Linked DNA regions of Homo sapiens: region 1 is linked to region 2. Evidence: chromatin loops called from intact Hi-C (ENCODE). Cell type or tissue: psoas muscle. All regions are shown on one strand. Links, peaks and the distances in the headings refer to the core of each region. The heading gives the core; the rest is flanking DNA. Region 1 overlaps GLIS1 (GLIS family zinc finger 1). Region 2 has its middle 21 kb from the start of DMRTB1.

Region 1 (15,126 bases), core at 5,433-13,432, 59 kb after region 2:
CTGTGGCCACACAGAGGAGATGCCTGAGGCAGCCTGTGGGCCGCGAGCTGCTTCCACGGGCTTGATGACTGTAGCGAGCTTAGACAGACATGTAGCAGTGTGGAGACACAGGCAGGCAATTCCCCCAACACTGATGCATTCACCTCATTCTGTCTCTGGCCCTGCCCGAGCCCTGAACTGCAACCAACAGATCCAAAGAAGATAGTGGGGTGACGCACACTGAAGGCCAAGGAAGGGCAGGCACCAAAGCATGAAAAAGGCACAGATTCCCTGTGAAGGCCCCTGAGTGGTTGATGTGGGGTTCATTACGCTGGGGGTGGGCTGGGCTCTACTGGGCAAGGAGTCTGCAGGGAGCTCAAAGGCCAGATAGCGGGGACTCAAATGCTGGGCCAGTGAGCCTGGACTCCACCTTGGGGAAAGTGGAGACACTTCTCCTAAAGAAGGGAAAGGACAGGCTCAGATATGTGCCCTAGGAAGACCTCTCTGGCTGCTGGTGACAAGTGGGGACCGGGGGAGGAGACAGGAAGATGGCAATTGTAGCAGTTCCAGAGGAGGGTCACCAACGCCCCATCCAGGGCAGAGGTGGCAGATGGAGCACAGGCCAGGGCAGAGCTGCTCAGACAGATATGAGAGACACAAGAGACACGAGAGACAATGATGGTTCCGGGACAGCTCCCTCTGCGCCTGTCCCCTGGAAGCCCAGTCACAACTTGGGGCCGTGCTCTGCTGGGGCGGGTCCAAGGCGAGCCACCCACAGCTGGGTTTTAGAAGCTGTTCTGCTTCCTACTTCCAGATGTTGTGCCTTTTTCATGCATCCAAACCAGGAGGAAATCCTGTTTGGGCAGTAAATAGGCTGCAAGCCACCTCCCTTGCTCGCCTGCAATGGCCTTGTGCCAAGTTCACCCCAACGTGAGATGGGGGAGCCCGGGCTGGAGAGTGGGGCTTCCTCTCAGCATCCTTTGTTCCCCTCTGGCCCATGCAGGGCAGGGAGGTATCTACAGCAGAGGACAATAACTCCTCCAGGCTTCGTCATTTTCCTGACTGTGGGAGAGTGCTGGAAGGTGGACCATGATCGATACATCATCTTCTCCCCGAGGTCTGTGTATTCCTGCCTTGGCCAACCCTCTGCTCAGCACAGTTGCTCTGTCTCTATTCGGACTGTCCCCCTCCTGGGACTCCTTCCCTTCCAACTCTCTGACCATCTAATTCATACGTTTTTCAAACACAGGATCTGCAGCTTGGTGTTCATGGTCTTCCAACATGGACCCAACTGCCTCTCCCATGCAGACGCTCCACGCGTGATCTGCAGGAGTGAGACTGTGTCTGAACAGTCCTGAATTCTGTTAGGAATTTCCATGCCCTCAGGCCTTTACTTCAGTTGTTCCCTAGGCCTGGAATGCCTTTCCTTTATTTGCTCTTTTAGCAAACATCTACTCCTGTTGCTTAAGCACTCTCTCTCAGAAGCCTGCCTCAAACTTCCCCACCCCATCCTCTGTGACACCCATGAGCTTGTGGGGTAGGTTTTCCCTGCACAGCCATGGCCTTCTCCCCATGCCTCCAGGCTGAGAGTTTGAGAGTTCCTTGAGAGCAGGGCTGGCATCTCAATCATGGGGCAAAGGGTGGGACAGAAGCATGATATGGGGGTTGCTGGGCATGCAGTCCACGCACCCCTGTGAGTACACCCCCTTACCCCAGTGTGCAGAAAGGTACCCCGATAAGTGCGTGTGCCCTGATGCCTGTGCTGTGCCCATGTATGTTGGCCCAGCCTTGTTCTGCTCCCCGCCCCCTGGAACTTTCCAGAGCTGAGCCACAGGCTGGGGTATAATGAGCAGCTGGCTGGGATGCCCTGATGAGAGTGGCCCGTCCCTCCAGGTGGAAACAGAGGTACCAGCAGACGAAGGGGCACTGCCCCATCAGGACTGGTCTGGGATGAGGATGCTGCAGGCACCCCTGGCAGAGCCAGAGTCATGCCCCATCAGGACCAGCATCCCAGACACGCCAGGGGCCTTGAGGGCCTATGGGATCTGCCTGCAGCTGGCTGCCAAGGTCCCTGTGGTCCTTCCTAGTCAACAACTGCACAGATGGGGACAACAGAGGCACAGAAAGAGGGATGAGAGCGACCATCAGTTCAGCACCTATTGTGTGCTTGGTTCTGCTGGGCCTGGTGCTGTCACAAATGTGGCACCTTATCTTCTTCACTGCCCAGTAGGCAAGTATTACTGTCTCCACTGACAGATGGGGAGCTGATGCTCAGGGTGCAGCCAGCACAGGGGTTACACACACGGACCCTGGTGTAGACCCAGCCCAGGGGGAGCTCTCTGGGTCCCGGGAGCAGCCTCCAATGAGTGCGAGGTAGCCTTTGGGGTGGGTGTGGCTTGAAGGGCCCCCATCCATAGGCTGTGTAGGGCTGGGAGGGCTGCAGGGAGGGAACCCCCACCATTGGGTTGTGGGGGCACAGATGCTGCAGAATGGATGCATGGGGCTTGTGAGACCAGAAATGCAGCCATCTAGCACGTCCCTGGCTTCGACCTTGGTTTCTCAGGTGGAGGGAGGACTTACCTTCAGGTAATGGCACCACGACCCGAGGGCATCGTAATGATTCCATGGGGCCTGCACCACAGGGAGTGCCACTGGGGCGGGGCCTTCCTGACATCCCGGTCGCCTCAGGCTCTATGGTACATTTGTCCTGGACAGACACCTGCTTCCTGCTGCCAGTGTCCAAGGGTACAGGCTGGCAGAGCAGACCCTGGACCCCCACTGCAAGGGCTGAGTGCCTCTATGTGGGGGGTTCAGAGAGGGAGATTGTTCCCCCTGTGCCAGGGGCACTGAGCCTGAGCTATGCCATAGGCAGAACTGCCATCTCTCCTGAGAAAGAAGTGCCTGCAACACAAGGTAAGCCCTGTGGCCTGAAAGCCAGCTGTGCACCCCATCCCTCCACCCCCACCTGACCACCCACCCCATCCCTGCTACTGTGCACCCCCCATCCTTCCACTCACGCACTTCTGCGAGTCACTCACTCATCCTCTCCTCTTTGAGCACACAGGTTCTTATCCTCCTGCCTCACTCAGCTGCCCCTCTGTGTGCCTGGCAGTGTGCTCTGAGCTGAGACCCAAGGGCGTCAAAGACCCATAGCTCCAAACACACTGGAACTTGTTCAGAGCCCTAGGAAGGGGCTGACCCGGGGGCTTCTGGCTGGCAGAGGCTGGGGAGCTACAAAAGCCTTCACAGAGGAGCTCAGCCCTGACACCCAGGCAGGGGCTAGAAACACAGAGCCAGGAAAAGCATTCCAGGGAGAGGGCAAAGCATGAACAAAAGCAGGGAGGCTGGAAGAGGTGGGATATGTTCTGGAAACAGCTAAGGATCTATTGAGCAGAGAAGGAAGGGAAGCAGGGAGAGGAGAGGTGAAAGTAGAAATGGGAGTTTTGGGGGCTCCCTTCATTCAAACACATGGGGTAGTGGTTCCTTCTGCAGCAGGCAAATTTGGGGATTTTTGATTCTAAAGACTTCACAGAAGCCACTCCATGCAAGGACTGATGTGGCACAGGCTCTTCACTTGAGGGACTCTGGTGCGACTTCTGCTGGCTGGACCACCCCAGGTCACGCAGGGCTGATGCCCTGGGTCTGAGCTGTCACTGTTTCTTCCATCTACCTTTACTAAGCACCTACCGTGAGTCCAGGCACTGGGCTGGACCGGTGCAGGAGGGTGCGACATGGGCCCCTAAGCCTCAAGCACATATGGCCCTGAGTTGCTGGCACATGGCCAGCCCACCTTGGGGCCTCTCAGTCCCTCATGGTGGATGGCTGGGTGGGTATGGGGCCCCTGACCTCCCACCTTCTACCTGGATGCTTGAGCCAGGAACATGTTCCCTCCTCTCTGGGCCCTGCATCCAACTAGTCACCAGCCCAGGAAATGCCACCTTGTAATCACCTTCCAGGTCTGCCCCCTTCTCTTCTTATCCACCCACTGCCCTAATCCACACCCCAGCATCACTTACCTGGGTGACTGCACAGGTGCCATCCTGCCTCCCTCCTGCCTTTCCCAACCCATTTCCACGAGCTATCTGAAAAGAAGACTTAAGCCCATAGCTCTGTGTCCCTCCCTGCTCAAACCCTGCATGGTTCCCCAGTGCCTCAACATGTACAGATCCTCACCCTGGCATTCTGGCCAGCATGATCTGGTCCCTTGGTGCTGGCTTGGTGGCATCTGTACCCTCCAACCCCCGTACCCACACCAATGCATTCCAGCTTCAGATCAGCCTGGGTGCAAAGCTGGCCTCCACGCTTCCCGACCCGATGAATCAGGGTGAGCTCATTTCACTTGTCAGAGACCAGATACCTCAGATGTAAGAAGGGGCACACTGTGGGGGCTCTGTGAACCACTGTGTGCAGAGGCATCAGCGCTCTGACGCCATCTGTCCATGCAGAGAATGATACAGGCACCTTCTGTCGAGGGTGGATTTGAGACACACTGGCTCAAATAACCAAAAACACAACAGACTGATCTGGCTAGAAGGAAGGGCTCCCACACCATGGGAACAGAGAAGGTGATACTGAGGGCAGGGGGTACCCAGGATGGGGAGAAGGAAAAGCAGGCATGTATAACAATCTTGAAAAATGTAAGAATAGGTGGTTAGGTTTTTCTTATTTACCCCAAAATACACAAACAGTAAAACATATTTGAAGATGAAGTTGGGGTGAATTCAGAATGACAGTAGTGACTGGGTGACACTTTCTCTGACACCTACCGTAGGCCAAGTGCTGTGTGTGTTTCATTTAATTCAGACAACGTTCCCCGCTGAGGAAGCTACTTCCCAGCCCACTCTGCAGAATAAGAAACTGAGGCTCAGAAGGGTGATGTCACTGGCTCCAGGTCACACAGCCAGTCAGTGACGGAGCAGGAATCTGACCTTGGGTCTGGCTGATGAGTCTATATGTGTCCCTAACCACTCTGGCCACTGCCTCAGGGACTCCTACCTAAAGCACCAAAAGACAAGTTCTCTCTCAGGAGCTAGTACTGTCATTTCAAACCAGGCGTCACAGGTTCCATTCCTGGGGCAAGGCCAGGCCTGGGCCCAGCCCCAGAGCTGACGCTGGGAAGGGAGGATGCCCACAGTGGATGCCTCCATGCAGAAAGGAAAACCAGGTGGCACAGTGGAGAAGAAAGTACCAGCTGATCCACAGAACAGCCTTGAAAGGCCCAATTCCCACATGTGGGGTGTGTTACAGCAGAAGATTAAAAAAACGGGGAAAATACCCCGGGAACCGTGAAGCCCCAGACCATCTGGAGTTTTATAGTGACAGGCAGGGGAAAATCAGAACCTAATTGAAAAATGTCCACTGCAATCCATTACTGCTGCGTGCCGCTCACAGAGCAGAGGGCAGGAGATGAAAGACAGAGGGGAGCCATCCCAGGAGCCAGGCAGGGGGTGGCATCCTCGCCTCTGGGCCAAGCCCAGGGACCCCTCAAGCTCTGGCTTGGGGAGGGGGAGGGCTGAAGCCCAAGATCCGCTGGGGGCTGGCTCAGACGTTCAAGTTGCAGGGTGGGTCCACCTTCCTCAGCAAGCCACACTCAGAGCCTTTTATGCATCTGTGGACGGGCTAAGAGCATGCAGGGGAGCCCCAGCACAGTGCCTGGCGTGCCGCTGGCACTAGGTGATGGCTCTTCTCTCCCTCTGGCTCCTGGGGAAGAACCAAGGGCCCTGTTTCACATGTGAGTTGGTGACACCATGCCGCAAACCAAAGTGCTGCAAATCAAGTCACGCAAACAGAGGTTTGTGCTGGGGATCCACCACCGGGAGCCTGAACCTGGGCTAGTCACGCCTCATTTCTGTCCTCGTTTTTCTCTTCTCTAAAATGGGGCCACCACAAACGGCTGGTAGAAGTAAATAAAAGAATATGCCCAGTGTAGGAACTGGCACATAGCTGGTGCCTAATGAATGTCAAGTTTCCTGCCTGCGGCTGGCATGGCCCAAAAAGGAGGCAGGGTTCAGTTTCTCATGCTCTAACTAAGAATCTGGACACAGAGTGAAGAGGAGGTTTGGGGGAACAGGGCATGGCACGGGGGCAGGGGAGGAAATGCCTTCAGTTTTAGCATTTGCCAGTGACTTGCTTCTAAATAAACACATTTCTGGTTTAAGGGTAAAATATATTGGGTTACAAAAGTCTGGCAGGCCATTCAGGGATCAACTTCTCATTTTTGTACGAACTTTTAAGTTACTTTACAACAATGATGTGGATGGGAGAAATGCAATGCCAGCTCCTTCTCCAACATGTCAAATAATCCTGCGTTTGGCCAGCTTTAAAGGCCAGCAAGCTGGGCACTGAGGGCCGCTCCTCGCTCCTGCACTCTGGGAGGGGCCGCTGGCTGGCCTGAGGTTACTGTCCTGTGCTCCCCCGTGGGGCTCCTTGAGGGTCTCCTCAGAGTTTGGGGCTTCGCCAGTCCTCTGTGGGGAGGTTGAGGCAAGAATGGAACGGACAGACGGGAGGAGGGTCCTGGGGGTGAGGCTGGAGGGCACTGACCCGGGCTCTTTGATTTGGACCGTGAGGCTCTCGAGGGTCTGGTGTTTGGGGATGCAGTGCCACCTGCATACATGAATGGAAAGTGGGGCATGTGCGGGGACTGAGCAGAACAGCAGCTATCACATTGACCATGTGCCTAGGACTGGGCCAAGCTCTCCCTAAACACCATCTCACTAATCCTGCAACCCCTATTGTTACAGAGGTGGAAACTGAGTTTAGGTGAAGTGCCAGAGTCCCAGCGCTCACTCATGGGATGGAGCCTGGGTTCACCTCCAGTGCCGAGGTCTGTGCCCTGGGCACACTCTGGTCCCAGGTAGCCATGATCGAGCACTGCCATGAGAGGCAAGACCATCTGCTCACTGGGCCTTCATAAGCAGCTGGCAGGCCAGGGAGGGCTGGGGGCACACAGTGAGGCAAGGGAGAACAGGACAGAGGGACCATACACCTCCTCTGGGAGCCCATGCGGGTGGGCCTGTCCTTGGGAGGAGGATCTCAAGGCTGAGGGGGTGGGGGCTGCAGACACCCTGACCCTTCCTCACCAGGAACACACTGACAGCTCTGGGCTGGGCTCTTCTCTGGCAAAAGTTCCTGTCTGGGCAAGAAATGGGTTCCTGTCCCCAGCAGTGCAGTTGAGGCATCTCCTGGAAAGGTGGCCGGCCAGCAAGGATCAAGAGAGTCACCCTTCCAGGGCATGTGGAACCCCCGAAAGTAGGAGGTGCAGGAGGGGCTGAGTCAGCTTCTCTTGGGCCCAAGTGGACAGGTGGGATCCAGGGGCTCTCCCAGTGCAGAGCTGTGGCTAGACATCGTCTGGAATGAGGAAAGAGGCTCTGCCAGGGGCCAGGGCTCCGCAGAGAGCACACAGCATAGAATGGCTGACACATGTACACCAAGCCACCAGCCACAGGCCCAGAAACGTGGACACTCACACACTCTGATGTGAACACCTCTCCCTCCAACCAAGCCACACGTCGGAGACAGCCCCAACACACACCAACACACACACATGGATTCACACACACACACACACCAAGACCCAGAAACTCCCTCACACACACACACACACACTACACCTAAACACACACACCCCAATTCACCCACACATACCATATCCCCACATATATACCACATAACACACCCACACATATCATACCACACACACACTCCACAGCACATGAATGCACACCCCACACACACACCATACCACACATCACAGCACACCCCCAATACATACACATCATACCTCCCACACACACGTACCACACCCCCAACATACACACACCACACCACACACACACATACCACACGGTATACACCCCCCCACACACACTACACATCATACACATAAACTGTGTTTACACCCCATGACTCATATCACAAAAACACACAGGCCAGGACACACATGTTCACACATATACCCAAAGACGTCCAAGCCCCAGACCTGCCACATTCACAAACACACTAACCCCCACCCACCAGCCACACCGACACACTGCCCCACGCATAGCACAGCACACGTGGAAACTGGCCACCTGGAACATGGATGTGCGTGTGGGGTTCACTGAGGGGCTGGGTCCACTGCGCCTCCTGACCTCTGAGTGGTGGCTGGCCTGGCCTGGCCTTGGGGACAGCATGCATAGCCTGAGAGATCTCCACTGACCTCTCTAGCCCAATGTCTACTTCCCTCCCCACGCTGCAGCCACAGGCCACACATTGCCGCCTCCACGCCTTTGCCCATGCGGTGTCCTCTGCTCAAGGTGCCCCTGTTCACTGGCCAGTCCTCCTTGTCACTCTAGGCTTGGCTCAAGCCTGAGGCCTTCCCAGTTCTCTCACTGTCATCCCGATGCTGCGGCCAGGACTGCCGGTCCCTTACCACTCTCCTACCATTCAAGCATCACACACTCCTCTCAGAGCTCGGCCCTGGGAGGGAGAGAGGCAGACATAAGACCCCAGCGGTGAGCCTCGCACAGCCTGCCCCGCCCACACAGCCAAGCGGAGAGGAGCATGTTCCCATTTGCTGGGGGATTCTTTTTAGGTGGTGCAGTGCCTCACCATAAGCCCTGGGGGTGAGGCTGTGAGCGCTGCTTCAGGAGGAAGAAGAGGGCCACAGTGAATAAAACGGTCTCTCCAGGCCTCCAGCCTCAACCCTCTCTGCAAACAAACTCGCCCCACGGCCTCAGCAGGGGTCTCCCTCCCCCAGGGATGGCCTGGGGCTCAGGTGCTTCCTCCTCTTCCTGTGAGCCTCAGTGTTCTACTTGCAAATGGGGTGTCCTCCTGCGGTGGACATCAGGGTGTGGCCTTGGTACTGGGCACAGGACAGGTGCTCAGTAACATTAGTCCCCTTTTGGGATCCTCTCCCAAGTTCCAAGAAGAAATAGCAGGAGAGGGGTGGTGAGCAACACCTGGGTCTGAGATCCAAGTCCAGCCCTGGCTCTGCGTGACCCCGGCCCAGCCACCTCCCTTTCCTGAGCTTCACCCCGAGCTGCCTGCCCACCAGGGACCGCCTGCCCAGGATGGGGCAGTGGGGCGATGGTACAGGTGACAGACGCATCCATGCCCAGCACTGTACAACATACATCTGGGGCTGCCTGGGGAGGGCGGAGGCCAGAGATTCTCCACCCACTGCCTGAAAGAAAACCCAGTGTCAGGTCACCAGAATTATCACACACGTACCACAGGCAAAGCTCCCTGTCTTGAGTGGGTGGAAAGAACCTGCCAGTGTGCACCTGAGGCTCAGATCCCACCAGAAATGTCCCGTGAGGCCTGAGACCTCCATCTTGCGAGGGGGCAGTGTTCAGCACCAGGCCAGTGAAGAGTGTGGGGGTGGGAGCTGGGCTGGGAAGATCCACTGGTGTGTAGCTCCTGGAGCCACAGTGACCTGAGAGAGTTGGGGGTGGGAGGCCACCAAGAGGACTCTGCTTAGTAGCAGGATAAGCTCTACCGGGAGAAATGGTGAGCCTCCCGTCCCAGACGCTCAGGGACAGAGCCGGATGATGTGTACTCATCAGGGCTGCTCAGAGGGTGCAAATAGTTCCTAAGGTTACCTTCAGGAGATCTCCTTTAGGGGACAGCCCACAGTTTTAAATTGGTCTGGCCTGCCACCTGGGGCCAGTGGTATCAATAGGCCAGGCTAACCTGCCTTGGTCCTCCCCACACCCACCCAGCCACCCACATGATTGACCAAGAGGCCCCAAGGTGGGCTGGCCCTGTGCTGGCATCTCACGGCCATATGTGCATGAGGCCTAGTGGCCCACATCACACCCTCCTGCACTGATCCAGCCCAGTGCCTGGACTCACAGTGGGCACTTAGTAAAGGTAGATGGATAAAAACAGTGATGGCCTAGACCCAGGACATCAGCCCTGCACACGCACTCAAGTTAGGGAAGGGAGGTGAATTGCAGTGGGAAACCAGTCACACACACACAAACCAAAGGAAACCAACCAGGGAGGGAAGGAGAAGCTGGGAACAGACAGAGGCAAACCCATCCGGTGGCCAAGTGCCTCCATCTGCAAAGCCCTTCTCTTCCCTGGCATCACAGCAGCCCTGTGAGAGGCAGGACGGAGTTGCTGCTTTTGAGATGGGTAAACTGAGGCACCAGGTGGTGAAGGAAACTGTCTGGGGGTCTGAGGCTCGGTCCGTTCATCCTGCAGCTGGGGGAGTTTGGTGAGGAAGGTGCCTGGTGCACAGGTCTGTAATCCACAGCTCCTCCTGTGGCCAGTGATGATGGCACCTGGGTGATCACTCACCAAAGCTAAGGAAGGGGGAGGGCCACAGCCTTGGCTCAGAGGCCTCTGTTCAAGGGCTCACTCAGCTTCTCAGCAGTTGGGAGCCACTGCCTCCTCCCCAAATGCCCCACTGTCCACAGTGACATCTGGTTATAAGCAGGTGCCCAGCAGACTCAGCCAGAGGAGCCCCCTGGGCCAGGAACCCTGAGGATATCCCCTTCCCTGATGGGCCTCGGTTTTCATCTGTCAAAGGGGTCCGTGTGGAATAGCACTGCACCTCCACTCAAGCGCCGGGGGGAAGGAGATGACTTAGCAGAAAGCAGAGCAGACAGGAGCAAATTCCTGGCTTTTGGGTTTCAAAATCCCAGGCCGCAGGGCCGAATGGAAAGAACTCTGGACACGGATGAGTCACAGGCAGTTAATATTTCAAATGATGTTTCCGCCATAAACCCATCGGAGAGTGCCCAGCACAGGGGCTGGCACAGAGCGGGTGTTCGTGAACATCTGTTAATGAATGAAAGAACCAAGCAACAAACAAATGAGCCTTGAGGGAAGTGTGGGGCGGGTGGGGAGATGGCTGGCTGCTCAGCAGTCACCTCCCAAATTAGTTGGGGGCTGGGAGAGACCTTGTGATGAGGAAAGAGCAAAGCTTCCTGTACTTCCACCCTCAAACGATGCTCCAGCTGGGACAGGGACATTGGAGGGAAGCCAGACGCATGTACATGGCATGGGTCCCTAAAAGCTGCGAGGTCCTGAGCTCTGCCCCTTCACCCCTGGGGCTACGCCCTGGGGGTGCTGACAGCACCACTAGATAGGTCTGTGGGACCTGAAGCAGGGCTGCTCCCAGCAAGGCCCAGGCTACCTGGGGCATCCAGGCAGGACTCTGGCTGTCTCAGGGAGGTCCCCTCCCCGCACTATGGAGAAGACACTGAGTCTGGGCTGGCCCTGAGGCAGCCTTTAGATGGACAGGGACAAGTAGATTCTGGCCAAAGATGGGGCAGGATGGTTCAGCAGGTGTCAATGTGATAAATGACTCTACGGGCCCCTTGGTTCAGTGTAAGCCCCCCAAAACCCAGAATTTGCATGCAACTATGAGAGAAGATGGGCAGTGATCTGTGAACTGCCAGAGATTTGCTACCCAGCATGTGGGGGCTCAGGATAGGAAGGGAGTGAAAGGAACATTTAAAGTTACATTTTTTTTCTCTTTCTCACTCCAGTTTGTGGACTTCAGGTTTGGACCTGACATAAGTGAAACAGAGAGCACTAGCAGTCCTCCCTCACGGGGAAGTGGTCCTCCCTCATGGGGACGTGGACACGGGAAAAGCGAGGAAAACTGCCGCTGATGGGCGCCCTCAAGTCAGGCCATGCTACTCTTTCGGCGGACTGCCTTGTTTAACCTCCGGAGTGCTCTAGACAGAAGGTGCCACCGTAATCGCCTTTCCTAGATGAGGAGACAGAGGCTCCCAGAGGGCCTGAGCCCAGGGCCCCTGAGGAGTGAGAGCAGCAGTGGGAATGGAGCCAGGGTTGAGGAATGAGCCCAGGGCTGTCTGATAGCAAACCCCTGGCCCCTGTGCTTATGTTGCATTAAGTCAAAAGCAGAGTGGTCTATTGATTTAGGAAACACTAGCCCAAGGGGAAGAAATGACTACAAACAAAGGACTAAATGTTTCCATGTCAACAGAAAATAATGCTAGCAACAACAGCCACTGCAGTAAGCGCACTGGTCTCTCTTAAAACCCCAAATCGCCAGCTGTTCGGCTCAGAACAGGTTGGAAAGTTCTGGAAGGGTGTGGGGGAGGTGACCCACCCCTCACCTGCATCTCGGATGTCCCAGGGGTCTGAGAGGGAAGTGGTCATCTGCCGGCCAGGCAGGCCATCCGGCTCTCACATGAGCCTTCCCTCTTATTGGGCAAGGGAGAAACACCCCGTGGCCACCACTTGCAAGAGAGGACCGTGTCACTGAGAAAAGTTACATCCACACGGGAGAGCAGGAAGGGGCCCCTGAGGAGAAGCACGCTGTGAGGAGCTCCATGGAGAACCAAGGGGTGGCGGGAGGAGCCGTTCTGGGGCGCGCAGCCCAGCCCAGATGCCTGGCTCAGCAGAGCTGCGCCACCCGACTCAGAGGGACGCCTGGAACTCATTAGCATTATGTCAGGAATAATATAAAATTAAAACATTTAGCTTTGGCTTCTAAAATTAAGGAGGACAAAAAGAAAAGGATGCCATTGTGCTGAACCGCTCGGCTATGACCTGGGCACCAATAATTTACAGAAAATAGATCACTGCATTGCACTTGGGCCCAGTCAGGAGCCCGGGGTTGCCAATAGGGCTGAGGACTAAGAGAGGAGCCCGCAACTCTGCTGGAGATGGGAGAAGGGGAAGGTTGGGAGCCAGGGTGCAGTCCGGCCCCCGGGGCACAGTGAGGCCTTCGGGCAGCTCACTTGCCAGGGCAGCACCAGGTACATGTGCATCCTGCCACTCTCTTCCCTGGCCCCCCACCTCTAGGCTGGCCGTTGCTCCCAGATCCATCATCTCTCCTGCAGCAGGGAGACCCCTAAATTGCAAGCCTCTCCTTGCCACTCCCAAACCCTATGGGTGGCTCCACTGCCTTCAGGATACCACCCTCAGCCCAGCACTTCCAGCATCTCGCCGACTGACCTCTGGGGACCCTCCAGCTGTAGCTGGCTCCCCAAGCTCCCTGGTCCCTCTCCAGGTTCCTGTTACACTGACCACTTGGGCCATCAGAACTTCATATCTATGTGTTTTTATATATGCTGTTCCCTCAGCCTGGAATTCCCTCAAGTCAGGCTCAGCTCCAACACTGGTTTCTTTGTGAGGTTCTGGGCTTTGGGGCAGGTCCTGGGCCCAAAGCCTCTCTGGGTTCACCCTAGCCCAGGGGTAAATGCAAATGGCTGGGCTGGGCTGCGTGGGAACCCAAGCCTCACACAATGTCAGTACTGGCCAAACCTCCAAGGACCTCATGTTGTGGGTGGGGACACCAAGGCAGCCCAGAGAGGGCAAGGCTCCCCAAGGCTTCCCCTGCCACCAGCTTTTTGCAGGCCCCTGGATCCTTAGGGCAGGCTCTTCCTGCTCCTGTGTGCTCATTGTGGGAAACAGAGTGCTCAAGAGTCATCCAGACCTGGATTCAAATCCTGATTCCCCTCCAATTCTGTGAAAACCACCTAATACCCTAATTTGTCTGCATTGCCAGGGAGGTAATGACAGTAGAGTATCACCCCTCCCAGGGCTGTGGAGAGTCAGCATCAACACGGCAGTAACACAGTCTACACTACCTGCAACCCCATGCAGAGACACTGTGGTCCATGGACCCCAAGGACAGGGGGCCTGATGGGGTAGACACAGGCTCCTGGCTCCTCAGGAAGGCAGTCTGGGCAGAGTCCCCAAAGCCTGACCTGTCCGGCGGCATCATGGGGCAGACTGTCATGCTTTTATTCAGTCATTCATCAGCCATTCATTCATTTCCTCACTCGCTTATTCACTCAGCTAACTGTTCATAGCCAGACACCCAAAATACGCTGTTAGTGAAAAAATCAAGTACCTAAACAGTAAGTATAGTATGATTCCATTTTAGTAAAGAGTGTAATTATACACACAGAGAGCAGCCTGGAAAAATACTCCAAAATATTAAACAATGGTTATTTCTGAGTGGTGTAGTTAGGGATAACTTTTCCTTTTTTCCTTACATTTCACTCTCTACTTTCTACTTCTTTACATATTATACTTATTGCTTTATATTTTACACTATGTTGTTTTGCTAAAGTTTAAAAAAATTTACAGTGGGCAGCGTCATACTTTCATGGACAGATTTAGTCACAATTCTAGACTTCTTGCCTAGTGCTACGTGTGCCCTTGCGTGAGTCGCTGCAGAGGGCGGGACCCTGGATGCCCCCTGCTGCATCTGGAGCCAGATCCGGTCCATGCGCTGGCTCCTGTCCTACGTGACATGAGCAAAGGGCTTTCCTCTGGACTCATTTTCCACATAAGAATACAGGGACAACACGATGGCTTCCAGAGGGGATCTGAGGATTAAGGAAGACATGGATGGGGACCAACTTGCCGAAGGGCAGGGGATACAGCTCATGGTGACAGTGGTGTGCCTGCATCAGGGAAGTGAGACCCACCCACCGATGCACTGAAGGATGTGGGTGCCTCCTCGCAGGGTGACGCCACCAAGCTCCTGTTTCACACATGATGGCCAGGGACGCCTGAGGAGGCAGGGGGCTGGTGTAATTAGATACTGGTGACAGGCAGACTCACTCCTAAGAGCAGAGGAGCCAGAGGCAAGCCCACGCCACAAACCTTGGCAGGGAGGGCGAGGATGACATTTCACTCTGCAGCAGCAGCCAAGAGTCATGGGGCACTGGGGAGGAGCGAGTGCTCCCTCAACACCATCTCTGCAGCCTCAGCCAAATGTCTGGGGACACATCCCTGAGCCATCTGGATGGGGTGCAGCTTCGGATCAGGAAGACCAGGTTCAAGTCCCAGCCCTGCTGCTTACTCGCCTGTGTCCTCAGGCACGTTACTCAGCCTCTCTGGTCCTGGAGGTGTCTTCTGGAAAACGGGGTTAACACTCCCTGTTTGCAGGTTTATTGCAACGACTACATGAGATGAGAGATGGCAGGGCTCGTCAATCTGGCCTTGGGACAGGGTCCATCCAGCAGTGCCAATACACCAGCAACAGGTGGCACACTCCATGCAACCGACACCAAGGTGCCTCTGCTGCTATCATTCTCTTCTGCGGCCATCATTCTCTTTCCAGAATGTTCTTCTCCTGCCACTTCATCTGGCTGAGTCCTGCTCATCCTCCAAGCTTCAGCTCATAAGCCACCTCTTCCAGGGAGCCTTCCTAGATTTCCCTGTTGT
Region 2 (12,172 bases), core at 4,173-12,172:
ATCAGGGTTTCTGAGCCTTTTTTTCATGCCATGAACCCCATCGTCAGTCTGGTGAAGCCAGTGACCCCTTCTTAGAGTAGTGATTTAAGTGGATAAAACAAAACGCATAAGGTTATAGAGGAAACCAATTAGGTTTAATACACTTGTCAAAATAGAGAAATACATTTGCCACTTAGTAATACATGTTATTCCTGGCTAACACATTAAATACCAAGGTCTAGCCGTGGATCTAATCACTAGTAATAGTTTCAAAGTAGTGATGTAATTGATCTTTTGAGATACGTGCCACAACCGTAAAGTGAGACGAGAATATCTGTGATTTCTGTCAGTGACCAAGTCACAGCTAATTCTACTGGGGTTTTGGGGCCTACATTCATAATTAAAGGAGACACTGAATTATAGTTAGAGGTTAGTGAAAAATCAAGCTGTGATTCCCTCATCCTAGTTCACAGAGCCCTTAATTCTCTCTAGGACCCCAGTTATGAACTTCAGCATTAGAGCTTGAAGATCCTCACATCTTCTTTCTTGTTAGCAGCTGTGTAGTATTTCGTTGAATTGATGCACCCTTATTTAATCCTACTAAGAGACGTTTAGGTTGTTTCCAATCTTTTGCTATGACTGCTAACTTAATTTCCTGAAGGTTTCTCCTGCTAAGGTTTTCTTCTCAAGCAGGGCCACTACGCCAATCCCACTGCATTCAGGATAGACCCTTAGCCAGTCTGCGGAGGATGTCTGGGTAAGCAGGCTCCAGCCTCACCTCTTACCCCTTCTGGAACTGTCCAGCCTCCATACAACAGCATCCTTTGCTTCTCCCAAGCCTAGGATCAGGGGTTTCATGACAGTCCTGGTGAGCGAGCAGTTGGGTAGGCGGGCTGGGGAGGGTTCCCCAAGCTGTGCGGCATCCTGTGAGCAGATGTAAAACTCCTCTGTGCCTTTGTGCTACATTTTATTAACAGCAGATCGCAAGATGCTAACATTTTATCATGTCAGCTCTTGCATTTGAGCTAGCACAGGCATTGGCCTGTGAGTAATTAGCTGCTGGGTGGTGTCTTTTCTTCATCTTCTTTCTTTTTTTTTTTTTTAATTGAAATCAGAAAATCTGTTTTCTTTTCTTTGTTTCTTTCTTCTTGGTAGTAGATGCAATCCATGGAACACTCCACGTGGACTTGGCTGTTTCTCCGCATTCATGGACAATTAATTTCCAGCTATAATCCAGTTTCCCACCAAACACTGAGTTGCCTCCCAACGCTGTCGACCACTTGCTGGAACAATTGTCCCCCCTTTGCATGGGAAAGCAAGATATCATGACACTTTGTTCTGATGTGCAAAACATACCTGGTTTTGAGACCCTGGCCATTTCCATTGTCAGTCTTTAATTAAATCAGTGGTTTTCTACATCTGGCTCTTGGATTTTTAATTTTTCAATTTGGACTGATTTTTTTTTTTACTACCGTGGCATATTCACATCAGTCATGGAGTGATGTCAGCCACCATCTGCAACATCAGAAACAGCCCATGTTCTATCCACTAAGGCAATAGCATTTATTGGGTGCCTAGGACATGTTAGGCTTTGTGCTGGGCCCTTAGGATGAGCTAGATATTGTCCTTATGCATTGCAGCATGAGCGTCCGAATACCCAGATATGAGCATTTCCCCACATAAAACTCTTCCCTGGTTCTCCGCTGTTTGGGGGATTGAGAGGCAAAGGTCAGTAATCAAAGTCCTCTCACAACCTCCAGTTCAGCTGACCATTTCGGGGGTTTCTATGCCACATTGTCCCCGTTGCATTAGAATTTCCCAAAATGCCTTCAGCCCTTGCTCACGCAGCACCCTCTGCCTGGGTCACCCCTCCCACGGGGCCTCCTCCCTACTCCATGGAGCCTGTTCTGAGCTTCCCCAGAAGTCCAGCCTTGCTCTCCTTTGTTCTCTGTCCGTTGCTGCCAGGCATGGCTTGCATATGTCTCCAAGACATTATTGCACTTGTTTCTTCTGTGCAATTCTTCTTTCTTCTTACCTCGAGGGTAAGGATTACATCTCACTCACTGATTGAAATCACCAGCCACAACTTCGTGGCCAAATCCAGTGGACAGTTCTCTGTCTTCTGCTTCCTTGACCTCCCGCTGCATTTGCACACACTTCTCCAGACTTCAGGGCAGCACTCTCCTCTCATCTGATTCCTGCCTCCTGGGCTGCCCCTCCTTCACTCATGCTCCTCCTCCTTCTCTGCCTGCCCTCTGGCTATTGGGGCTTCAGCCCCTCCTTTATTCTTGTGGATGCTCTTCTTCTGGGGTGCTCATCCAGGTCCATGCTTTTGCTCCATCTTGTGTGCAGCGAGGGCTCGCCTGGGCTCCAGACTTATGTCTCCTTTGTTGTCTCAGCCTCTCTGACTGTATGTCTAAAAGGTGTCCTGGCAGTGGGGGTTCTGGTAGGAAACGGAGGCCAACTTGGTAGGTTCAAGAGATTTAATTTCTTGATTAATCACAGTCCACCAACTCTTAGAGTTGTGGGCAGGGTTAAGGGAAACAAAGAGACACTGGTGCCCTCAGAGACGCTGCAGCAGGAACTCGTTACCATCCCAGGGCCAAAGGGACAAACTGGTGTCCCCAGATCCCAGAGCGAATGGGAGCCTGTGGAGGAAGGTCTGCCCTGTGCGGTTGTGCTCATGAAGACATGTGACTGCAGCCAGGAAAAGCAGCCCTGCACACAGAGGGACCCGGGAGAAGCATCCCTGCCGTGCTCTCCTCCTGCCCTCTGCTCTCTTGCTAGTGCCATCCACTGTCCAGACCCAAGCCGACAGCAGAGGGTCAAGGGGCCTGGGCGAGGCCATTCACACACCCTGGCTCAGCCTCATGTGGCAAAGAACAGGGCAGAGAAGGGCGAAGAATAGGCTGGGGCGGGGTGGATAGACAGGACTAACACAGTCTGCCCCTTTGCTGCTCAATGTCTATTCTTGCCCTTCTTTCAGAGCAAGAAACTCTAGTTTCCAAAATGGGGGCAGAGACACAGAGCCCGTCAGCCACCGAGTCAGCGTGCAGCAATGGCATTTCAGTCATGCTCCCACCAGAAGCCTAAACCAGAACCCTAACTCAATGGTAGGAGATGGGGAAAGAAATCAACCAATAAACACAGCCTGCAGGCAGTGGCTGTAGTCACCACGTCTGTAGCTGACCAAGAAGCAGAGGACAGTCATCATGGCTTCTTTCTTCCAGCACCCACCCCATGCTCCCCTCACCCTTGGAGCCCCTTGGCTGGTGATAGTTCTCTACCTGGTAGGTGACCCAGTTCTTCAGTCCTGCCAGGCCCGAATCCCCAGTCAGCCTGCTTTGGTTGCCTGCTGCAGTTTCCCCTGGCAGTTAGAGGACATGGGAGCACCTCTCCCTGACCTCCGTGGATGCCCAGGTTCCAGGCAAAGCTCCCTTTTTCTCATCTGGCAGCAGAGCCCAGCTGCTGCATGGTGATCGAGCTTACCCAACCAAGGCACCGTGGTAACTGTTTGCCTGTCAGCTCAATAGCACGAGGAGTCTGAGTAGCCAACAGCAGCCCCACTTTCTAAGGTAACGGCATCACAACTGTGTTTCCTGGCGGAAGACTTTGAGGAGTAGGACCTCCAAACCTGCTTAGTTCAGCTTCCTCAAAACCAGAGTCCAAAATGAGGTTTCATGCACCTGTGACTTATTAAGAAAGCACTCCCAGGGGAGACCAGTCAGGGAGAAGGGGAAGGACAGGGAAGGGGAAGAACCCCAGGAAGGGCCCAAGTTCAGGCAAGCCTCAGCCCGAGCCTGAGCACATGGGAGCGCTGGCATGTATGTGTCCCCTGGGAGTTAGGTGGACATGAGGCGGGGCAGCTGGCTGTCAGCCTCTGACTCCCTCCATGGTTAAGGGCTGCCCCAGCGGTGAAGTAAATTCCCAGCCACCTCCAGCTGCCTGAGCCAGTGTGCCAGGCAGGCTCTGGGAGTCCAAGGGATGTTCTCTGAAAAAGAGCCTCACGTGTGGCTGTTAGAAACAAAAATACACCAAAACCAGGAGGCCCAAAAATGGGAAAAAAGAATCCGAGGGAAATCTGGGCAGAGCTCCAACATTATCTGTTATGTTGCAGAGATGGGAAACAAGAATTCCATAAGTGGGTTATTAAGGTACAAGAATGAGGGGGCTGTGGTGATGGGTGCATAACTCTGTGAATGTACTAAAACCCATCACATTGGCTACTTAAAAAAGGAAATTTATATGACGTGTGAATTATATCTCAATGAAGTTGTTATTAAGAAAAGAAGGACTGGGGACACTCCTGGTGGGAGACAGCACCGTGTACTGGTCCCTGGCTAAGGACGCCACCGGCCTCCAGGACAGGGCCCTGCCTCACAGTGTGCTGCCTCCCCGCTGGCTCCGCAGCAGAAGCTTCAGCAGGCCATTCCACCATCCCTCAGACTAGCTACTAGGTGCAAGCCTGTGGCCATCCTTCTCTCACTATCCATTGAGTTGCTGGGTTGGAGGCACTGCAGTGTGGCAATGGGTAAGGCATTCCATATGGCCACAGATGGCATTACTGGCAGAAGCATCCAGTAGAGAAGGCAAATCTCTGTCCAGATTCCCTGGGGATGAATTTCAGCACCCCTCCTGATGGAGACTGTTCCATGTAATCAACTTGCCATCACCGTGGTTTCCTGAGGGATGGCCAAGTGGGCAACATTGGTCTATGTGATTGGCAGCCTGGGATCTCAGCAGCAGTAGGCAAATTGGCTTTGGTGAAAAAAGTCCCTGTTGTTGCGCCTGTGAAAGGCCCCTCTCCCTATGGTTATGCACTGAATACTTATGTCTCCCTCACCAAATTCATGTGTTGAAGGCCTAACTTACAGTGCCTGTATTTGGAGATGGGGCCAAGATTACTCTAAGAAACTAATTAAGATTAAATGAGGTTATAGGAGCGGGGCCCTGATCCAATAGGATTAGGGTCCTTAAAAGAAAAGGCAGCTGGGTAGGGTGGCTCATGCCTATAATCCCAGCACTTTGGGAAGCTGAGGAGGGCAGATCACTTGAGCCCAAGAGCTAAAGACCATCCTGGGCAACATGGCAAGACCCCATCTCTACAAAAAATAAAAAATAAGAAAATTAGCCAGGCATGGTAGCATGGCTGTAGTCCCAGCTACTCAGTAGACTGAGGTGGGAGGATCTCTTGAGCCTGAGAGGTCAAGGCTGCAGTGAGCCGTGATCACACCATTGCACTCCAGCCTAGGCAACAGAGCAAGACTCTGTCTCAAAGAAGGACACTGTCTCAAAATAAAAAAGACACCAGAGTGCATTCTCTTTCTCTCTCTCTCTCTCTGTCTCCCTCTCTCTCTCTCTCCCTCCCTCCCTTCCCCATCCCACCCCCATGTGCACACACCTTGCTCACACCTTGATCTTGGACTTCCCAGCCCTCAGAACTGTGAGGAAAACATTTCTGTTGTGTAAGCCATGCAGCCTGTAGTATTTTGTTATGGAAGCCCAGGCAGACTAAGACACTGGCTTTGATGGTCACTTAGTTCATGAGCCCTTTGAGCAAGGACAGGACTAGCTGGGCAAAGGGATTAACTGATACCCACAGGATGGGTCCTCTTGTTTACCTAGTTATTGAGAGCCTCCTCTGCAGTGGTTGTCTCCTGGTGGGCATTTATGTGGGACATGAATATCTTCCCATACTGTGCCTTACAATTTTTTTTTAATTTTAAAATTTTTATATATTCTTTATTTTTGTAGAGACAGAGTCTCTACAACATATGCTATGTTGCCCAGGCTGGTCTTGAACTCCTGGCCTCAGGTGATCCTCCCACCTCGGCCTCCCAAAGTGCTGGTATGCCTGTTTTGAGAGGTCTAGCTACATACCTACCTCCTTATAACCAATTTTCCAATCTCATTTTTTCCCATTCCTTGAGCACCCGTAAATCCCTGCCCATGCATTGATGCAAATCCATACCTCAGCCTGTCTTTCCTTCCATGAAGTGAGCAATTGAAGGAACCAGTTGAAGTTCTCTGCCCACAGGAGGATCTCCTTTTGCCACTGTCTTTTGGGATAGTCCCTGAGTGGAGCTGTCATGCAGCCTCCATGCTTCTGGCTAGTGCTGGCATACCATGCACACCCATTTCTAAGCCAAGCTTCCAGAGGTTTCTCTTCTGTTAACTGGTCAAAGGGGATTTCACAAAAGACATGGCAAAGAAGCAGCAGCAGGTTTTGAAGGAACCTAGGCCAGGTGTTCATATAATTTACTTGTAACTTCTGGACCTGTTCCAGCCCAATTTTGTGCATGTGTTTCCATTAAATGCTAAGAATGCTGCATGCTGAGTGCTGCTGCTCATAGAGGGTCTCCTTTCACCAAGGCTGCTCACACCCAACTCTATGATTTGGAGGAGCAGATGAAACCTAGTGTATCAATTTTCTATTGCCATAAATTGGTACAAATGCAGTGGCTTAAAACACCTATTTACTAGCTCACAGTTTCTGTAGGTCAGAAACTGGGTAGCAGCATAACTGAGTTCTCTGCCCAGGGTCTCACCAGGCTGAAATCAATGTGTTGGCCAAAACAGCAATCTCATCTGAGGCTCAAGGTCCTCTTCCAGGTTCATACAGGTTGTTGGCAGAATTCAGTTCCTTACAATTGTAGGAATGAAGTCCTGTTTTCTTGCTGGCTGCCAGTTGGAACTCACTCTTAACTCCCGCTCTTGTCCTAGCCACGTGGCCTTCTCAACACAGGCAACTTCTTCTTCAAAGCCAGGACAATCTCCAGTCTGCTATGATAGTTTTATATAATGTAATTGTAGAACTGACTGTCCCATCATATTTAGACACAAGGGGAGGGAAGTCTATGGCCATGTACGCCAGGGGGCGGGCTCTTGGGGCCATGTTAGAATTCTGACTGCACACCTGGTTTATGACGTGCACTTGTATCATCATACAGCAGGAAACGGATAGTACATTCAAACTAAGACAATTTAAGGAGACTTAATAAAGGAACTAATAAAAAGATTTGACAGGAAATGGGGAACGAGGGGTAGCGCGGTACCTAGAGAGCGCCCTTACCATTAAGCCTGGAGGGGTGCGGGGATGGGACAGTTGGTGGACCCTGGGAAGAGAGAGTGCCGTAGAGAAGTCAGCTGTGACTCCCATCAAGGGACAGCCTACAGGAAGGGCGCTGGGAGCAGAAAGACTCTCTCTCCCCCACCCTCCAGTCTCCTGCTATGGCTCCTCAATGCTGAGCCTAACCAGAAGCCAGAGAGCCCCAAAGCCCCTTGATGCACTCCCCACAGGTCAGCCTCCTGGGGCACAGAGCAAGGGAGGAGAAGGGAGAGAAATTAGGGGCAGGGGTGGGTGCGCAACAGGAAGACATCTAGCCAGCGGCTCGGGACACAGCTGTTGGGCGTCCCATGGCCATAGAGGTCGGTCTCTACCAGGGCCAGTAGCCAGACTCAGCTGCCTTTCTAATGCGGAAGAGCAGCTGATGAGTAGAGCATCAGGGCTCCAAGGCAGAGGGCTCTGTGCTGTGACACTGGGGGCACGTCACTCCCACCTGCCACCCAACCTGCCTAAGACATTCCACGCTCCCTTGGATCTGCTGGGTCACAAGGTCTGTGTGTCAGGGCAGCTCGCACTGTAGCCAGACCTAATGCACAGCCCTTTCTTACTTGGAGCCCCTCCAAAACTGGCAGCCTCACCAGTTTCCCAGGAAGTAGGTCAGAGCCGCACTCCCAGGTGTGGTGTACGCATCCTCGGAAATCCAGAGGTCCTGCCAGCACCATGCCTCTTATCTACTGGCAGATGGTACAAGGTATAGCCATGTACCTTTCAGAGGAGAATTCCAAATTCTGTTACCTCCTGCCTGCTGGTCTCCTACTGGAAGCCAGAGAGTGCAGGAGCCCAGGAGATGCTGTCTGTGGGGGTCAGCCCCCTGCACACGGAGCAGGGTGGAGGCTGCATCTGCTTGTGACCTGCAGAGGGAGAGTAACCACCCCCACACGACACGCATCAGGTCAGTCCCCTGCCCCCAACCCACCAATGGCCTCTACTGCTCTTCAAATAACCCCCTGACCCTTGGCCTGGGCCTTGAGATTTGGAGCCATCTGGCCCCCACCAGGTTGGTACATGAGAGACACTCATCATTGGTCCAGGACACCTTCACTTGTTTGTTTGTTTGTTTTTAATAATGTGATAAGCACCCATGAATCCATTGCTCCAGACAAAAATCCAGGCCCGGACAGTATCTGACCTCCAGCCAGCGGACCCCCATTGACTCTCACCTCTCCGGCCTCAGCAGCCAGAACCCGGAATCCCTTTGCCTCCTGCACTTGCTTTGCTTGTTGGATTTCATTGCATCCATGTGTATGCCTAGATGGTCTTTTGAACAGCTGTTTTAGGATGTAGTCTTTGGGGCGAGGCTTCCTCACTGAATATGACGTTGCTCACATTCACCCATGGTGTGGTGTTGTGTGCTGCTGCCTTCTCTGCTACAGGGTACTCTGGGGGCATCCTGGGGTTCTCGTGCTCTTCCTCTGGCATGTGGGCATGCAGGTTACGCTGCGGGGAGCAGGGCTGCTGTGGATGTCACTGCCCAGGTCCTTGTTGGTCCACCTCTCCCCACACCTGCTACTCCCCTTCCTTTCTCTCACCCCCCGCATGCCAGCCACACTGGCCTTTCTCCATTCCTTTGAGCTCGTCCCCACCTTGGGCCTTTGCTCCTACCGTTTCCTCTCCCAGGAATGCTCTCCTTGCCTGGCTCGTCCTCATTCTGGTTCAGCTTGATGGCATCTTCTCAGATGCCTGCCCCAACCCACTGGGCTCTGTAGCCCTCCCCTCCAAACATCTGTCCCCTTGAGGGCAAAGTATTCCTGGGGGGCTAAGGGAGGGACTCCAGCAGATGTGGCTGGAGCACAGGGTGAGAGGGTGGGGCAAGAGATGCGCTGGAAGCGGTTGGAGAACAGATGCCGGAAGGGCCTTGAATGTCATGCCAAGCAGGTCCGAACACGCCCCAGGCTTCAAAGTGTGTTAGGATCCAAGCCCCAGAGGAGGCCTCCGGCAGCCAGAGCACTCCCCTAGGCCCTTGAGGAAGGGCAGCTACTACATGTGCTTCAATATGAGGCAAGAGGTTCTCCCCAAATATGGCCCTCAGAAAAGAGGGGGTTGCTCGTTTTGAGTCTATATAGTTTCACAGTTTTTAGGGGGCACTTGTTACTTTATTTTGAAAATCAAAGTTGTGGCTGGAGAATGCACGTTAGATTAAAACATCCTCAGCTGTTATGGATGCTCCTGAGGGCTACCTGCAAAAGTGGTGGAAGGAGGATGTGGAGAACCTTCTTACTAACAGGCACCATCCAGAGCGGTGTGACCCGGGAAAGGTGACAGTGCCTGAGGCCACTCAGCCAGGCTGCGTTCTTTGAAGCATGGGGGCTACACAGCGCAGGTTCATCCTCCTTGTTTTCAGAAGGGGAAACCAAGGCCTGGGGAGGTGAGTGACTTCCCGAGGAGCAGAGCCAGGCCTGGAATGCAGCATCTCTGCCTCCAAGCGCTTCCAGCTTTTTCAGTGTAAATGCAGGGCAACGCGAAGGGCACAAGGGACACAGACCTTTCTGCTTTCTTGGCCTTGGTGGCATAGATGATGCTGTTGTGGGGAGCATCAGCTTTGCAGCCAGGAGACCTGAGTTCTAATTCGCAGCTTCTTCCCGACCCAGCTGTGTGACCTCAGGCAAGTTACCTCCCCTTCTCTAAGCTGGCTTCTCTGCGAGTGGAATGATAGCAGTGCCCTTTCCTGGGCTGCTGTGAGGCTGCAGCCTCTGCAGAGGTGGGAGGGGGTCAGGCCCGTGAGTGTGGGAGCCAGGGGTGTGAAGGGGACACCAGGGTGGGGTAGGGGAGCTGTGTCCTCTCTCTGAAGTGGCCAATGGGGCAGCTAGGATGTGGCCCTGCTCAAGGGGGCCCAGGTGCAGCAGAGCAGGGGCAGGAGGGGCCTGGGTGGCCATTCAGCTGCACTCACAGCCCTGTGCCCAGCAGGTCCAATGGTTCTCACCATGGGAACATGTGTTTGCCACCACAGGCCTTGGATATCCTGTAAAACTCACAATTTGTTCAAAAGAATAAAGAGCATGAAAGGGGCTGCCCGGCCTTCATCCAGGGCTGGCAGTGGTGGGAACGGCCCCGAGGCTGCTTTCCATTTAAACAAGATTTGGAGGCGTCTGTTCTGTCAGAGCTCTGGGTCGGGAAGCCCTCCCCGGCACAGATCGTGTGCTCGACTCAGGCTTTGGATGGAGGACATAGGACCTCACTTCCCCATCTGTAAACAAGGGTAACGATGGGGTTATGACATGTGATAAAGGATGAATGTATGCAAAGTGCTTAGGCCTCAGTGGGAGAGCAGGTGCTGGGAAGGGTTATCGTTATTTCTATAGGAGACAGATGTGTGCAGACTGACCCCCGAGGAGCAGCACTGAGATTCAGGGAGACTGGGTCTGGGGGACATGGGAGGACCCTGATCTGCTGGAAGAGGCAGGGAAGCTTTCCTTGGTGGAAACAAGGGACAGGGTAGACAGAGGTGGGTCCCAGCAGAAAAAGTGGCATGTGTAAAGGCTCTCAGGCGGGAACAAGGTTTTCATATTTGAGGAGCTAATAGAAACTCCCCAGGGCTGAGAGGCAGGGGCCAGGTCGCACGGGATCATGCCTTAGAGGCTACCAGCCTGGGCATCAGTGAATGCTTCCCAAAAAGTGACACACGGGCTTGGTGTCAAGGAGCAAGAAGGCATTAGTATTGTACAGAAGGGTGTCCCAGGCAGAAGGAACAGCATCTTCGGAGGCCTGGAGTCCAGGGAGCGCAGGCACAGTGTATGGTGAGGCCATGCCGGGCCTGGGCCGGGCCAGCTCCCATCCCTGTCTGTTGGTCAGGAGGACGCAGTTTCACTTTGTCCCACTCGCCTCTACCTCCGGGAGACTCAGCACACCCAGTGTATGCAGCCAGCTAACAGGGATGAGATGTGCTGTCTGCTGAGCTGGCTCTGGAGACCCAGGTGCCATTTGGAGCCTGTGAGACCCCTTCTTAGGGGAGTCTCAGCCAAGAATCAGGACAGCACCCGGATCTCTGGCCTAAGTGGGTGATGTGCTGAGATGGGAAAGTAGGAGAAGGGTTTTGGGGTGCTGAGCAGGAATGTCTGTGAGAAGCTGCAGAAGGGGTGGGGGGCAGCTTCCTGGGGCTGAGCTCAGGAGGGCACCCTGCACTGGGGATGGAGAGCGGATGCTGTCCGCGCAGATGTGGTGTGCAGTCCTAAGGGGCAGGGTGCCTGCGGACAGGGACGGAAGCCTGAAAAGGAGGCAGCCGGGGGATGGAAAGAAAGCCGGGACAGGCGGGAGAGGCCTGGGTTCCGAGTAGTGGGCTGAGAGTGGCACTAAAGAGAACAAGAAGGGTATTGGAGTGATCGTGAGGTGGTAAGAGACAAGTGAGTGTCAACACATCCTTTACAAATTAGGCTATCACCAGGAGGACAGAAATAGGGAGGAAGAGACGAGGGAAGGGGTCTGTGGGGGCCAGCGGGGATCAGCAGCCTCCAAGGTTCTTTGGGTTCCAATCTTCCCTGACGACTTGGTTTATTTATGGCCAGGGGCTTGTGGGGAAGGCAAAGGAGTGGCCGCGAGGGGGCGCCAGGACCTAGCCCAAGCCCTCCTCCAAGCGGAGACTGGGACGCTCTCGTCTTTACTCAATGTGTTTCCAAGGGGATGTGAGCTGCGATGACAATTTTGAGTTTCCATGAAGCAGGGTCTCTCCTGTCCTCCATCAGAGACTTGCGGCCAGTCCTGCCAGTGCCCTCTAGGCCCCCATTTCCGTTGGTCCGTGGTGGTGCCCTCCTCACCCAGGTGGTGTGGAAGTGGAGGGGTGGATGGGAGGCACGGGCTGAGAGAGGGCCCACGGGGCCTATGCCTCCCTGCCCGGCCCCACCCATGCCCCGTGGGGCCCCGTGAGTGCTCTTGCCTGTAAGGACGCCTCCCAGCTCCGAGGATATTTATTCACCAGCCCGACCTCCACAAGCACGTGGGAAGTCACCAGGACTATGTTGGTGAGGAAACTGAGGCACAGGCCACTGCATGCTTTCACGCTCACCTGCCTGAAAATCCCCGCTGCAGGGAAGGCTGCACTCTGGGCTCTGGGGCTAGGGTGGGCTGTTTCTTCTC

What was found. A loop is a pair of places that touch in the nucleus more often than their neighbours do. Peaks named below come from ENCODE experiments on the same cell type or tissue, not always from the same donor. Only the 100,000 strongest peaks of a DNase experiment are listed, where the experiment ranks them.
Region 1: a loop joins it to region 2, with 5 times the contacts of the local background. A loop is called at or near these places in 2 of 110 quality-filtered maps.

The regions. Positions count from the first base shown.
Region 1 is chr1:53,531,716-53,546,841 of GRCh38, forward strand. The region is part of intron 4 of GLIS1 (GLIS family zinc finger 1); the gene reads right to left. Among named protein-coding and RNA genes, the nearest start is that of DMRTB1, 80 kb to the left of the region's middle. RefSeq lists enhancers at 7,679-8,646, 8,647-9,614, 14,415-14,914. In psoas muscle, for the core only: a CTCF peak has its summit at 10,225; a DNase peak (open chromatin) is centred at 10,596; H3K27ac peaks cover 563 bases.
Region 2 is chr1:53,474,002-53,486,173 of GRCh38, forward strand. No RefSeq gene overlaps it. Among named protein-coding and RNA genes, the nearest start is that of DMRTB1, 21 kb to the left of the region's middle. RefSeq lists an enhancer at 9,826-10,446. In psoas muscle, for the core only: a CTCF peak has its summit at 11,641 (motif pointing right); a DNase peak (open chromatin) is centred at 11,660; H3K27me3 peaks cover 1,695 bases.